Linked DNA regions of Mus musculus: all the other regions are linked to region 4. A link is a contact called in ENCODE POLR2A ChIA-PET data. All regions are on one chromosome and are shown on one strand. Each heading gives the region's core, a stretch centred on a gene start or an enhancer-like site at or near the end of the contact. The rest is flanking DNA. Distances are from core to core; before and after follow the strand shown.

Region 1 (3,350 bases), core at 553-3,052, 140 kb before region 4:
CCACATGCCGGTTTATTTTGTTTTTTAAGGTGTCACTATGTAGCCTTGGCCTGGAACTCACAGAGATCCTCCTGCCTCTGCCTCCTGAGTGCTGGGATCAGTGGCATGCACCACCACACCCTACTATCTGTTTTTCTTAGGAGAGAAATGAGTACCTTGGCATTTGAGGAAGTTGTGAGTTGAACACCAGAGACTCTTGACATCTGAGGAAAGGGTGAACAGCACTACACGCCATTTCCATGGTTCAGGAGTGTTTTCACTGAGCACTGATATTGTATTTCTTCTTCTGGAACACCTTGGGGGATTAAAATAAACACAAAGCAAAAGGAGCTTGTCTGCCAGTGCCTTCCTCCAGCTGCTTTCAGCAAGCCATTGATGGGCAAATTCCACACAGCGGAAAGCAGGTTGTGCTGATGACAGCACAGCAAGGCTTATATATAGTCTTAATAGAGCTCAGAGCAGGGTCCATTGGTTTCTGATCCCAGGACTCAAGACAGGTTATAAAACTAGAAATAGGCCAGCCATGGTGGCACATACTTTTAATCCCAGCAGGCAAACAGATTTCTGTGAGTTCAAGGCTAGGATGATCTACATAGCAAGCCCCAAACCAGCCAGGGCTGGACTGTGAAACCCCAAACCAGCCAGGGCTGGACTGTGAAACCCCAAACCAGCCAGGGCTGGACTGTGAAACCTTGTCTCAAAACAAAACTGGCAACGATGATCGCTTTGGATGGGCATGGTAGGAGACCTAAAAAGGGTTTTACACAAATTGGCATTCAGTAGCAGAATTCACCTACTGACTTGCAAAACCTACTTTACGTTAAATTCTTTCTTTAAAAATTATGTATGCTGGATGCAGTGGCCCATGACTTTAATCCTAGCACAGGAAGTCATGAGGCAAGTGATCTCTGTGAGTTCAAGGACAATTGGATCTATGCAGAGTTCCAGTACAGAAGGGATACAAAGAGAGACCCTGACTCAAAAATAAAATACAAACATTATGTATGGGAATTTTGCCTACTCCAATACATATTATGTATGTACGTGCACTGGAGGCCTTAAGGCATGGAATCTCCTGGAACTGCTCTTTCAGATGGTCGTGAGCCACCGTGTGGATGCTGGGAATCAAGCGGGGTCATCTGCAAGAGCATCAGTGCTCTTAACTGCTGAGCCATCTCTCCAACCCTAATCTTTTAAAATTAAAAGCAAGTCTCACAGGCTTTCCATTTCGTCCCACGTGTCATGCCACGTGTAAAATTCCAAAGCCCTTTGTGAGACTGTTTCTGGACTTGAAAACAAAAGCGAGATCTTCTTGCAGGATTAAATCAGTGTATTGCCTTTCAGGTGAAATGCTTAGCCAGAAGCTGGCAGGTGCAGTGTGTGCAAAGCAAACCTCAGTAGCCAAGCCATGCCTGCGAGCAAGGACAAGGCTGGACCGCCTTAAGGAGTTGAATAGCCGATGGGAAGAAAGATCAGGAACCGGGTCAGAAGAGCCTCATAAAGTACCTCATGAGGCCTTCTAGAGCTGCCCTGTCCAGACCAGCCATCGTCCGAGTACATCTGCGCTCACCTGATCTGACCCCTCTTCTCCCCGGCTTCTGGGAAAAGCCCTAGACACAGACATAGCCTACAAGTCCCTGGATCGCTCACTTCCGTTAGATCGGCTCCAAATAGCTCTGCGTGGCCAAGGCGGGACCAAGTTGGAAGGCAGCTCCTGAAGCAGGCGTGGCCTAAACAAACCACGCCCACCGCACGCGGCCGCGCGTGCCAGCGACAGCCTATTGGTCCCGCTTTCGTGACGTCTTTCCGGGGCAGTCCGGGTGGGGTCCAGCGCGCACCAGTGAGCTGAGCTAACTGGGTTTCGCTGCGGTCCACGTCCCCGCGCGGGGCTGAATCGCTGAAGTGGCTGCGCTGCGGTGTGAGGGCCACGGGCCTGCCGCGTCCGGGTAAGTGACCCGCACTGCTGTCCAGGGAGCTGTCGTGAAGGCCCCATGAGCCGCTTGGGGATGGACAGCGAGGTGCGGGGCGGAGGAGGGATGAATGGGGACCCGGTGCGCTAGGCGGTGAGGAATGGAGATTCAAGGCGGAGGAGGGAGGAATGGGCCGAGCCCTTAGAGAAGCATGGATGCGCAGGAGGAGGAGGAGGAGGTGGGCTGACGGCGATCGCCAGTCGATGCTGGGCAGTTTGCGAGCACTCTACGGACATTCGAGAGTAGGCGAGTCTTGGATCAGGCTGTACCCTAGAAGGTGTTGGTCTCGGAAATAGTTGAGGCCTGCACCCCAAACTCTTCTACCTACCAATGAGGAAAATCCATCACATTTTTCCTTCCTCCTCATTTGTCTACTTGCCTGCCTCCCCTTGTGGCCGCTAGCTTGTGCGCTTAACGGTCTGGCTGGAGCTTAGAAGTCCAACTCTTAAAAACTTGTATTACTTACACCCCGACCCCTAGGAACCAGCTCTAAAATTTCAATAAGTCAACCAGCAAACTGTTTAAAATACAGGTTTTCCGTTTATAAATTAGACTCGCCTGTTGGACAGCAGAATATCAGAAATACTGGCTTAGCAAGCGTTTAGAACACAGACCTTTGGCATTTTGGTAGTGAGACCTGAACTTTCAGATACCTGGAGATAAGCGGTGCAGTTAAGATAATATTTAATGTTCTGGGATCGTGGGCTAATGTCTGCCACGTGGATACATCCTTTAGATCACAGGGCAATGTCTGTGTACATAATACGTCCAAGCAGGTGATGTGTCAGGATTAGGTAGGTGACTGTGGTTTGTCCTGTACTAGCTTTCCCAATTTCTGTTCTGTAATTGTGTAACTTCCCTAGCGTGGAGTAGAGACGGGGGCCCTGCTGATAGGGATTATTAATGGTCTTTGCTGAGTCTGGACTTCTTGAATTGAAATCTGTGTATGTCAGAGAAAAAGCTCACCAATTTGAGGTCTAGTGATGTGTATATAGCAATCCACACATCATAAAGGCATTAAAGGCAAGGCAAGATTGGGAGTGCAATCTGTCAAACAAACATTAGAGGAATTGGGCAGCATCTCAAGGGTTAGTTGTCACTTGGGGACTCACACAAGTCACCTGGCTGAACTTTAGTAGGAACAGCTCAGGAAATGCAGACTTAAAGTCTTATGTGTATAGACATTGCCCTGTGGTGGAAAGGGTGTGCCCGTGTGACACGATGGAATTGAGAACATGATACTGGCCTTCTTGTATGAGCTGGCAGAAGGTGTCCTGATGCTGATTCCCTGCAGATCCTGTGGGGACCAATTCCCAAAAAGAGACTCAACCCCAGTCTGTTTGTTCTAGTTTCTGAGTTAATACTTGGTTTTTTTGTTAG
Region 2 (3,435 bases), core at 533-3,032, 190 kb after region 4:
AGGTCTCAGTCACTTCAGCTGCTAATTCTTTCTTACACCATTCAACCACTCCATCCCTTCTATGCTCTCCCTCCCTACCATAGGCTGCCCTGGACAGCTCACAGTGTAGCTCAGGCCACCCAACTACTGTGATTGCAGGTGTGCATTACCACCCCCAGCTAAGTTCTCTGGTCTTTATCATAGTAAAGCTCTCAGAGCTGGCACCCTGAGGATCATTCGGAGCTTCACATTTAAATCCAGCCATGAACAGACTCTTCAACAGCCCCACAGAGTCCAAGCCAGCTGGTCCAAGGGCTTTAGGACCTGGCCTTCTGCCCCAGCTCTGTCTCTTCATGTTCTGCCCCTATGCACACACCCACACACGTGAGGGCACACACACTCTTCCTATCTGCACCCGCTGACCTCTCCTGAAGCTGTCTATTGGCCCTCTTTACAGTGCCCCAGACTGCCCTACCCTGCTTCGGGCTCTGATACAGGAAAGGAAACTAGGGAGGCAAAAATACACAAAGCTCCTTTGCCCATCGCTCCCAACCCCCACTCCCCGGGATCTAGGCTCACATAGTTGGTGTAGATGAGGGTGACATATTTGCCGCGAAGGTCCTCCACCCCATCATTCACCATATCCATCTGGGCGGCCTCCCTCTGGTTTTTCCCATAAAGCCCTACGGGTTGAGAGAGACAGCATGACTGATCCCTGATTTCCTCAGGCATGTGGCTGTTGGTAGGTCGAGGTCTTGGGGGAGGGGATATGGGCAGTCATGTGAGACCCGAGCTCATGAAAGGCAACAGGAAGCCATGGCAGGCAGACCACAGATGCAGCCTGAACAAGAATAATCTCTGTGTGTCCCTGTTTTGCTCTGTCAACTCAAAACTAAAAAGGGAGTGGCCAGCTGGGCAGATACCCCCTGAAACAATAACTGATACCCCCCCCACCACCCTGCCCACCAGCTGGACCACCTGGGTTCAGGACTTACCCAAAGAGCGGCCAAGGTGTCTCAAGATGGCATTAGATTGGTAAAGGGTGAGGTCTCCATCCTCAAACTTGGGGAGCTGCCCATACAGCTGGAGGGAGGAACAAGAACCTTGGTGATGCTGCTGCCTCCCAGTCACAGCCCTCCTAAGGCCCTACCTCTGCCCCCTCCACTACGGGTGTCACTCACACAAGTGGGCTTGAGCAAGCCTTGCATCCAGGTATCTATGGTAACCACCTCCTCCTTCCAGCTCTGGCCCTGGTCAGCCAGCAGCATTCGCATGGCCTCACACCGCCCTGTATGGAGTCAGGGTAAGGATTTGGGGACAGCATTCAGGCCCAGCCTCAAAGCAATTTCAAGTACAAGGACCACTTGCAACCAGAAGGAGAATAAAAAATGAACTGGAATTTCTTCATGGAGGATAGGAATGGTGGGCTGCAACCCCTACCCCAGACCTCCCCTTCCTGCAGTCATTTGGTCTTACCTCGAACTGGGAAGTAGACAATGGTGTATGGTGGCACTGGGGTGGACAAGAGAAGAATGTTAGGTAGAAAAGGGGTAATGATTAGGTTTCAGAGTGGTACACTTTCCCACCCCATCTCCCGGGTCCCTTCTCTGGTTTGAAACGCCTCCCCATCCCCCACCCCACGCCCCAGGCTCCTGTTGCAAGCTGCCCGGTGCAAAGAGCGCCAGTCGTGAGCGAGCCCAGGCCCCGACAGCTGCAAGCTGGTTGTCCTGGGAAGCTGTGCGGAGCGGACTCACTGCCTGCTGGGTGCGGATTCAGTGCTGCGTAGACAGAGGGGTACTCAGAGTGAGGACGCACGCGTAGGCCACCGGGCCGCCAGCCTTATAAGGGGCATCGCGCTCCGCCCCGGATGCTGACTCAACACGTTGGAGAGAGAAGCCGGTAGCGGAGCTCTGCAGCTCCCGCCTCCTGCCGGGGACACTCGCTTGTGGGACCCGAGTCTGCAGCGGTGCTGGGTTCATTTTTTGGTCCTGCTCCGAGAAGGGTGTGTCCAGCTCCCTTCCACTTTGTACTGGAGCTGGACAGCTTTCTGCAGCATGTGCAACTCTGTCAGCCTTTTGCCTGTCCCCATCTACCAACCTCTGTAGTAGATTCCACTAGTGGCCATCCTTAACTCACCAACTTCTTTCTCCTCCCAAAGAGCTTCATTTGATCATTTGACCTTCGCCAGGAGTAATCAGAAAATTGTTATCCTAACTCCTCACACTCGACACAAACACCAAATAAATGATAAAAATAAACGAGACTAACAGGGTTGGAGAGATGGTGCAGCAGGTAAAGTACGTACTACACAAGTTCGAGCACCTTCTTCTCACCTCAGCACCTACATAAAAAGGGTGCAGCACGCATACAGAATCCCGACTCTAGTCCAGGTGGTGGCGGAGGCTCTCATCTTTAATCTCAGCACTCAGAAGAGAGGCAGGCAGATCTCTGTGAGTTTGAGGCCAGCCTGGTCTACAGAGTGAATCTCAGGACAGCCAAGGCTACACATGAGATTTTTGTCTTAGGAGAAAAAAAAAAAAAGGAACCCCAGCTCTGTGAGAATAGGGACAAATCTTGAGTTTTGTTAGCTGACCCGTCTAGATGAACAGGTAGGCTCCAGGTTGAGTAAGAGACCCTGTCTCAAAAAAATAAGGTGAAGAAAAAAAATTCATCTGTATGATTCTCCACCTTTAAACAGGCCAATCCAAGCCCCACATAACATAGGTGCACATTTACTGAATCTGGAGTCTTTATTCTGTTATGACATCTCTGTATTGTGTAAAACTTTCATTACATAAAACTGAATGATTTTTCAGTTGGTTTAAAAGAATCACCCCTAGTGACATCTTTTTTAAAGATTTATTTTATGTTTGTGAGTACACTGTAGCTGTCTTCAGACACACCAGAAGAGGGCATCAGATCCCATCACTGATGGTTATGGACCACCATGTGGTTGCTGGGAATTGAACTCAGGACATGTGGAAGAACAGTCAGTGCTCTTAACTGCTGGGCATCTCTTCAGCCCGATAATCCTTCTAATTTTAACTCTCAGGGCTAGTAAGAACAAGACAAAAAAAAAAAAAAAAAAAGAAGAAGCAAACAAAATCCACTAAAAGTTAGATTTCTGTTTAGATAAGATTTTATCTTCTCCTCGGTGTCTTACTTACTCTGAGAACTCTTGTTAACTCACCTTGGCTTGTATGTGTAGGGGGCAACAAAACTCACGTATCACCAGCAAGGTAAGCAGAGGCCCTCTGTACAGTTTGTGACCCTCCACCAGGCCAGCCTCGGGTCACAGTTCCTTAGCCCATCCAAAGCCAGGGAATTAGCTCTGGCCTGCAGCCAGGTGTTGAGTATTCCTGGGACTGACTGGCAAATCAACATGGGGCCCCCTTCATTACATGTTGGTTCACTTTTCTTTCTTCCTTCCTTCCTTTCTTTCTTCCGTTCTTCCTT
Region 3 (3,201 bases), core at 166-2,665, 150 kb after region 4:
CAGGAGGACCCAACCCTCGCAGCTGGGCTGGGACTCCTGCCCACCTCTGCCTTGTGCTTGGTGTCTAATCAAGCCTCGCAGTGATGGCTGAGTGCTGTGGAAGCCCGTTTCCCCTGTGCCCCACCTCTCCTTCCCTCCTCTGTAAGACATCTCCTAAGGCGAGCAGCACAACTGGAAGCTCTACAGCAGTGGGTTCCTGCCTCAAAGTCAGTCTGGGGCCTGCCAGCCTTGGAATCAGGCCTACTTCCTACTCAAAAGCCCTGAATCATGCCCTGCTGCCTCGAGGATGCCTCCTCTAAATCCTGCTTCGAATGTCCTTCCCCCACATTAAACTGCTTGGCAACAGCAGTCACAGTACTTCTGTCCACAGGAACTCCCAGACCAGACAATCCCATCACCTTTATAAGTCTCCAAAAGCTGTACCCAGAGCACAGGGTGATGATAACTGGCTACACCAGCAAGGCTGCGGTTAACCTGGTGTGTCCCCTATTTTGTGCACCCATATAAGGATGGAAGCAGCTCAGAGAGGTTTCGGCTCACAGTCACACAGCAAAGTACAGCTGACACTCATCATTCTATTTAAATGCGATGCTCTAAGGCTGGTTCTGAGAGCCGGGGGTCATCGAAGTGTGCCTAATATGATAGATAGGGATCACACAGGCCAAGGTAGGGATGGGTGTATACTTGGAGAACTAGAGGTAAAAGGCCAGGTTGAAGTCCTCTCGGTAGTCTGGTGGAATAAGGCTGAGGGAGGCGCGTACTCTTCGTTCTCTTGGAGTGGGCGCCCAGAGGCACCTGATGACTCCGACTGTGCTCCGACCCAGAGCTCTTCCTGTGAGACGTTCTGGAAAGCACGGACACCCAGGAGACGAGAGAAAAGGGGCCCAGAAGATCTTCAGCAGCCAGACATCCCAACTCCCGAACCCGAAGTCAGGACCCATTCAATTCAGGTTACTCAAGCGTTCCGGAGACACAGAGTCCAAACCAACTGTGCCACAGATAGGGAAGTCCCTGGAAAGAAACTCAAGCGAAGCTGGCCGGCTTTTCCGGACACGCCTTCCATCAGCTCTAAGCCAGGTCTTTCCTTTAGGTGGCGCTCTGGTCCCTGTACACAAAACCGCTTCTGCCCTCATCTAGCAAACTCCGCCCCAGATGCCCTCTGTCGCCCAATAGCAGCAAAACCCGCCTTAAGCCACACCCCCGAGGTCTCCGAGGATCTGCATCAGCAGGCCTCGTCTGGAACGCCTCCGAGGTTTCAGCAGCCACTGCCTTGTCCATCTCGGAGGCTCTACCTGGGCAGGCTCCGTACCGCCGGCGTCCGAGGCTTTGCAAGGGCAGTCCCAGGCCTGTCCGCCTCTCATACCGGGCTCCGGGAAGCCACGCCTCCTTCCGGCTCCCACTTAGGTCCCCGCCCCGCGCTGGAGCTTGCGCGCTGCGGCGTTCCCTCCCTAGCGGGCTGATCCCCCACTGTGTCCCGGACGTCTGGGACATGCTGCCTGATGGCCTGTCCGCGGAGGACGAGCAGCGCTGCCGGCAGCTGCTAGCACGGACCACTGCCCGGTTACGCTCGCGGCCCGCAGCGGCCGCAGTGCTTGTGCCGCTGTGCCTCGTGCGCGGGGTCCCCGCGTTGCTCTACACGCTGCGTTCTAGTCGCCTGGTTGGGAGACACAAAGGGGAAGTCAGGTACGCCGGCCTTGCCGGCGCACTACCTGTGGCCCGCATACCCCTCTGAATTTTTCCCTTCATAAACAGGACTCTGCCCCTTACCGTAGACTGGAGAGAGGAGATCCGGGGCTCCCCTTCTTTGGCTTCGCCCTCAGCAGAAGTTGAGAACACCCGGGGACGATATCTGCACCACTGGGACACCATAGGCAGACATGGGGTGTCTGAGCCCTAGCATAGTCTTAGCCAGCTGCCAGACCCTCATGTCGTAATCTATATCACAGTGCCTGTCCCCCTTACTCTAATGGCACAGAGAGCTAAACTGCCTCCTGACGACCTGTGGTCCCAAGATTCCCTCTGCCCATTTAGTTTCCCAGGCGGTAAGTGTGATCCCGACGACCAAGATGTAATACATACGGCCCTTCGGGAGACTCAGGAGGAGCTGGGCCTAGAGGTGCCCAAGGAGCACGTGTGGGGTGTCCTGCAGCCAGTGTATGACCGGGTGAGCCACCCTCATCCTATCACAATCAGTAACCCTAGTGGCCGGGGAAGCCAGCCCCGCTCAGTCCAGGACAGGGTCCAGGAAGGCTTGCAGGGTAGGCTGCATCCCTCTAGGCTTGAGTGGCAAGTGGGAGGTTTCCTGGCGGTATACAGGTAAGGGGAACCTGTGAGGCAGCATGGCAAGAAACCAAGGACCGGAACTGGAGGGCTTCACCATGATTACCCAAGACACCCGGATGGCAGGGTAGGGTCTGCTTCCTAAGTTTGCTCCTTCTGACTCTTCACCCTTCTCCTACCCAGGAAAAGGCAACCATAGTCCCAGTACTTGCCAACGTGGGCCCACTGGATCTGCAGAGCCTTAGGCCCAACCTTGAGGAGGTGAATGGTGACTACTGGGGAGTTGGGCTGTCCTAACAGGGGACTCACAGGCAGTCCTCTGTCCACCCTCTTTCTGTTTCTTGCCTACAGGTGGATGAAGTATTTGAGATGTCTCTGGCCCACTTGCTGCAGACACAGAACCAGGGGTATACCCACTTCTGCCAGGGTGGCCACTTCAGCTACACACTGCCTGTCTTCTTGCATGGACCACACCGTGTCTGGGGCCTCACAGCTGTCATCACTGAGCTCACCCTGAAGCTGCTGGCCCCTGGCTTCTACCAGCCCTCCCTAGCTGTTCCTGAGCTGCCTAGGGGTTGAGGCCTGCCTGGCCTTTAAGTGCCTCTGCCATCATTTGGCCAGGCTAGTCCAGAACCGATTAAAAGAGTGTTTGACAGCTCTCCTCTGGCATCTTCCGTGTGGAAAGCGAGCCATGGGGCGTGGTAGCAACCCTTGTGATTCCAGCCCTGGGGAAACAGATGGGTCTCTTGGGACTGCTGGCCAGCCAGTGTGGGCTACTTGGTGGGACACAGGCCAGTGAAAGATTCTGTGTCAAAACAAACAGGCAAAAAACATGGTAGAGGCTGGTGAGATGGCTTGGTGAGTGAAGGCACCTGTCACAAAGATTGATCTTTTAAGACCCACGTGGTGGAAGGAGAGAGC
Region 4 (3,558 bases), core at 668-3,167:
CAAAGTGACAGATTCATTAAGGCAATTTCATATATGCCATTAAGGTTGCCCCCCCTCCCCCGTGTGTGTGTGTGTGTGTGTGTGTGTGTGTGTGTATTCCAGGCAGAGTTTTACTCTGGCTAGAATTTCTATGTGGGTCATATATGTTCATGTCCTTTCCAAGCCTTTCACTGGGGTGACCTTTTACTGCCACTGGAAGCTGTGCTCCCAGCAAGGCGCCTTGTGGGTTCTCATAGTCTAAACCAGAAGAGGTCAGAGAAAAAGTTAACTGCAAATTATAGAGCTCTCCTCTCACTTCTGGAGCAGCTTCCCCCTCAGCCAGCTTTCCAACATTCCTCTGAGATTATGGGGACTAGTATGAGGACAAAGGGCCAGTCCCCTGTGAAGGCCAGTGACACAGCCCCACCTCCACGTGGGCTGGTGTTTTCAAAGTCCTCCGTTCCCTTATCTAAATGCCTTCCTGAATGGAGACGTTGATTTCTTACTGTTCTAGCAACCAGTGGTATTCCTAGGCCAGGCCTCTTTTTTTTTTTTTTTTTTTCCCCTACTTGTCTGGAGTTCAACTCCAGGCCTAGCTCCACGGGATCGTCCAAAGTCTCTTTTCATTTGCACTCCTTCCCCCGCCCCCCCCCCCCCACTCCCCAGACAGTCTCACTATGGAACTTGGGCTGTCCTGAAACTTACTGTGTAGACTAGGCTGGTCTTCAGCCCATAGAGATCTGGCCTCTGCCTCTGTGCCTCTCAAGTGCTGGGATTAAAAGCATGTGCCATTATGCACAGATTATTTGCACTCTTTTGTTCAGTAAGATCACTTTTGGGGGAGTAAGTCCAGATAAGTACCTACCTACTCTTTTTGAAGAGTTTTTGGCTTCCAGCAGACTGTGAAAACCCACAAAGAAGCCATTTTCTGCATGCTGGGGTATAGCTAGAAAGAAATCTCTCTTTCTAGCTATACCCCACAACACAGACCTGTAGTTTTATATTCTTTGTAGCCTCAATTACTTCCTGGAAGGACTGAATGATGAGACCAAAGAATGAGGCAATGTGTGGGCATACAGCATAGGGGCCTTGGCCCCCTTCCATGCCCTAGGGCAAAGGTACATTAGTCATGGTCACGCGACTGGACAGCCCGGAAGAGGGGGGGGGCAGATGACAGCATCCACAAAGCCAGGAATCGCGAACCAAGCACCTTTGGCCGGCAATTCTGGAGGCCGTTGAGGCCAGTCTGTTAGGAAGATGTCCTGAGAATCTAGCTGACATCCTCAGCACCACGGACAGGGAAACTGAGGCTGCAGGCACGTAGAGGGGGAGGCTTCTCTCTGAGCGGAGAGCGCAGCCAGCTGGCAAGTGGGTGTGTGGCCTTGACCCAATCTCTTTTTGATATTAGACCTGCAGATGGATAACGCCTCCGGCCAGGAGTTGTATTGGGCATGGAAGCATCTCGAACAGGGCCTCGGAAATGTTGTAAAAACACACCCACAGAGCTCCTTTGGGAGCTGCCTTGCCCTAAGGTCACGCGGAAAGAGCAGCCAGCCTCCAGACACCATTTTCCTGCAAAGTCCCCGGGGCCTTTCAAATCATCACTTTCAGACCTGGGGGCGTCTAAGGAAAGTTTCCCTTTCAACATCCACTCTAGGGTCTGCCAAAGCTGCAGAAGCCTCGCCTCTCCTGCCCTAAGAGGCTCGAGTCCGCAAAGGCGCCACCTTGTGAGTGCAGGCAATTGAGATAGCCTTTACAGGACCCTCGCGACCCCTAGACAAGGCCCCGCCCCCGGTGCGCCGACCCCTCCCTCATCGTGGACTCACCGCCTGAGCCTAGGAGGGGCTGTGCCGCAGCCAATGGGAAAGCGGCGTGGCGAGGGTGGCGGCGGTTGTGATGCGCCAAAGCGTCCAATCAGCGGCGAGCGCGGGGGCGGGCGGTGACGCTGGGCTCTCCGCGTGCAGCGCTGTAAAGGAGCGAGCGCCGCGGCCCCCTATAGCAGTCGCCTGCCGTCAGCCTCCCGCGCTCGTCTCTCGTTACTGCTGCCTGACGTCCATTGCTGCCTCTCCCCGCCGTCGCCGACGTCGCCTCCCCGCGCGCTCCCACAACCGCCGCCCGGCCGGTCAGTGAAGCCGGCGAGCCATTCCCCGCGCCGGCCCCCAGAGGCGGGCATCCAGCCGGACCCTGAGTGTGGCCCTCTCGTGCTGTGGCCGCCCGCGCCTTCTCGGCCGCTTGTCCAGCATGAAAACCAAGTTCTGCACCGGGGGCGAGGCCGAGCCGTCGCCTCTCGGGCTGCTGCTGAGCTGCGGTGGCAACGCTGCCCCGACGCCCGGCGTAGGGCAGCAGCGGGACGCCGCAGGCGAGCTGGAGTCCAAGCAGCTTGGTGGCCGAACCCAACCTCTCGCGCTGCCGCCGCCGCCGCCGCCGCCCCTGCCGCTGCCCCCGCCGCCATCACCGCCGCTAGCGGACGAACAACCCGAGCCCCGGACCAGGCGCAGGGCCTACCTGTGGTGTAAGGAATTCCTGCCCGGAGCCTGGCGAGGCCTTCGCGAGGACCAGTTCCACATCAGTGTCATCAGGTCAGTGGCTGCGGCACCGCGCGGTGGTGGTGGGGGCGGTGGGGGGTGAGGCTGGAGGGCGGGGCGGGGCGGCGGCTTGGGTAGAGGTGATCGCCGCGCCGGTGTCCGGAGCACAAACCCCGCAGCGCGGAAGGCCGCCTGCGGGCGAGCTTTGAGAAAATGTGTGCTGGGTTGCCGTCCCTTGCGGAAGAACAATACTATGTAGTTATACAAGCACATTCTGTACCAAAGCTCAAAATAGATGTGTCTAGGAAGCCGTTTCTCTGCGAGGGCCTTGAATGAAAAAAGGGATGTTGTTCCCAGCACTCGGGAAGCAGAAGCAGGCGGATTTCTGAGTTCGAGGCCAGCCTGGTCTACAAAGTGAGTTCCAAAACAGCCAGCTCTACAGAGAGAAACCCTGTCTCGAAAAACGAAAAAAAAAAAAAAAAAAAAAGGAAAGAAAAGAAAAGAAAGAAAAGAAAAAGGGATGTTGTGGCTGGGCTTTAGAAAAAGAGGGAGGAGCCGGGCGTGGTGGCGCAAGCCTTTAATCCCAGCACTCCGCAGGCAGAGGCAGGCGGATTTCTGAGTTCAAGGCCAGCCTGGTCTACAGAGTGAGTTCCAGGACAGCCAGGGCTACACAGAGAAACCCTGTCTCGAAAAAACAAACAAACAAAAAAAAAAAAAAAAAAAAAAAGAAAAGAAAAAGAAAAAGAGGGAGGAAAAATCCCCGGGGAACTTTTCCTTGTAGTACTTCTAGTCTGTAGTTTGATCACAACCCCCTCCCGCTCCAGAAATTCACCTTTGGCACTCAGTGAGCAGAAGCAGGCGGATCTCTTTATTATTGAGGCCAGTTTGGCCTACATAGTAAGTTTCAGACCAGCCAGAGCTACATAGCAAGACACTGTCTCCAAAAGAGGTAGAAGGAAATTGATGTGTGTTATTGGAAGGTAGCAATCACTCCTGTCTTTCTGAGGCTCGTGTCGTGTACCCGTGTTACTGGCCAGCGTCTGGAGGTGTGGCT

What was found. ChIA-PET counts read pairs that join two places held with the same protein, here RNA polymerase II (POLR2A).
Region 1: POLR2A ChIA-PET joins it to region 4 with 12 read pairs in Patski. The contact joins the promoter of 1810055G02Rik here to the promoter of Chka in region 4. POLR2A ChIA-PET finds 5 or more read pairs at or near these places in 4 of 5 experiments (Patski and embryonic stem cell).
Region 2: POLR2A ChIA-PET joins it to region 4 with 11 read pairs in Patski. The contact joins the promoter of Gstp1 here to the promoter of Chka in region 4. POLR2A ChIA-PET finds 5 or more read pairs at or near these places in 3 of 5 experiments (Patski and embryonic stem cell).
Region 3: POLR2A ChIA-PET joins it to region 4 with 16 read pairs in Patski. The contact joins the promoter of Nudt8 here to the promoter of Chka in region 4. POLR2A ChIA-PET finds 5 or more read pairs at or near these places in 2 of 5 experiments (Patski and embryonic stem cell).

What each region holds. Positions count from the first base shown.
Region 1 is chr19:3,706,491-3,709,840 of GRCm38, forward strand. It overlaps 1810055G02Rik (RIKEN cDNA 1810055G02 gene), which reads left to right and starts at 1,803. Exons shown (of 4, transcript NM_028077.3): 1 at 1,803-1,946. Gm36608 (predicted gene, 36608) reads right to left here and starts at 1,678. Exons shown (of 3, transcript NR_167751.1): 1 at 1,571-1,678; 2 at 156-295.
Region 2 is chr19:4,036,130-4,039,564 of GRCm38, forward strand. It overlaps Gstp1 (glutathione S-transferase, pi 1), which reads right to left and starts at 1,783. Exons shown (of 7, transcript NM_013541.1): 1 at 1,734-1,783; 2 at 1,456-1,491; 3 at 1,161-1,267; 4 at 975-1,062; 5 at 559-662. The coding sequence starts at 1,734.
Region 3 is chr19:3,999,165-4,002,365 of GRCm38, forward strand. It overlaps Nudt8 (nudix (nucleoside diphosphate linked moiety X)-type motif 8), which reads left to right and starts at 1,416. Exons shown (of 4, transcript NM_025529.3): 1 at 1,416-1,683; 2 at 2,032-2,164; 3 at 2,464-2,541; 4 at 2,632-2,938. The coding sequence starts at 1,490. The coding sequence ends at 2,859. Tbx10 (T-box 10) reads left to right here. Exons shown (of 8, transcript NM_001001320.1): 8 at 1-348. The coding sequence ends at 84.
Region 4 is chr19:3,849,856-3,853,413 of GRCm38, forward strand. Chka (choline kinase alpha) reads left to right here and starts at 1,918. Exons shown (of 12, transcript NM_001271496.1): 1 at 1,918-2,558. The coding sequence starts at 2,221. Gm51271 (predicted gene, 51271) reads right to left here and starts at 961; the gene lies at 912-961.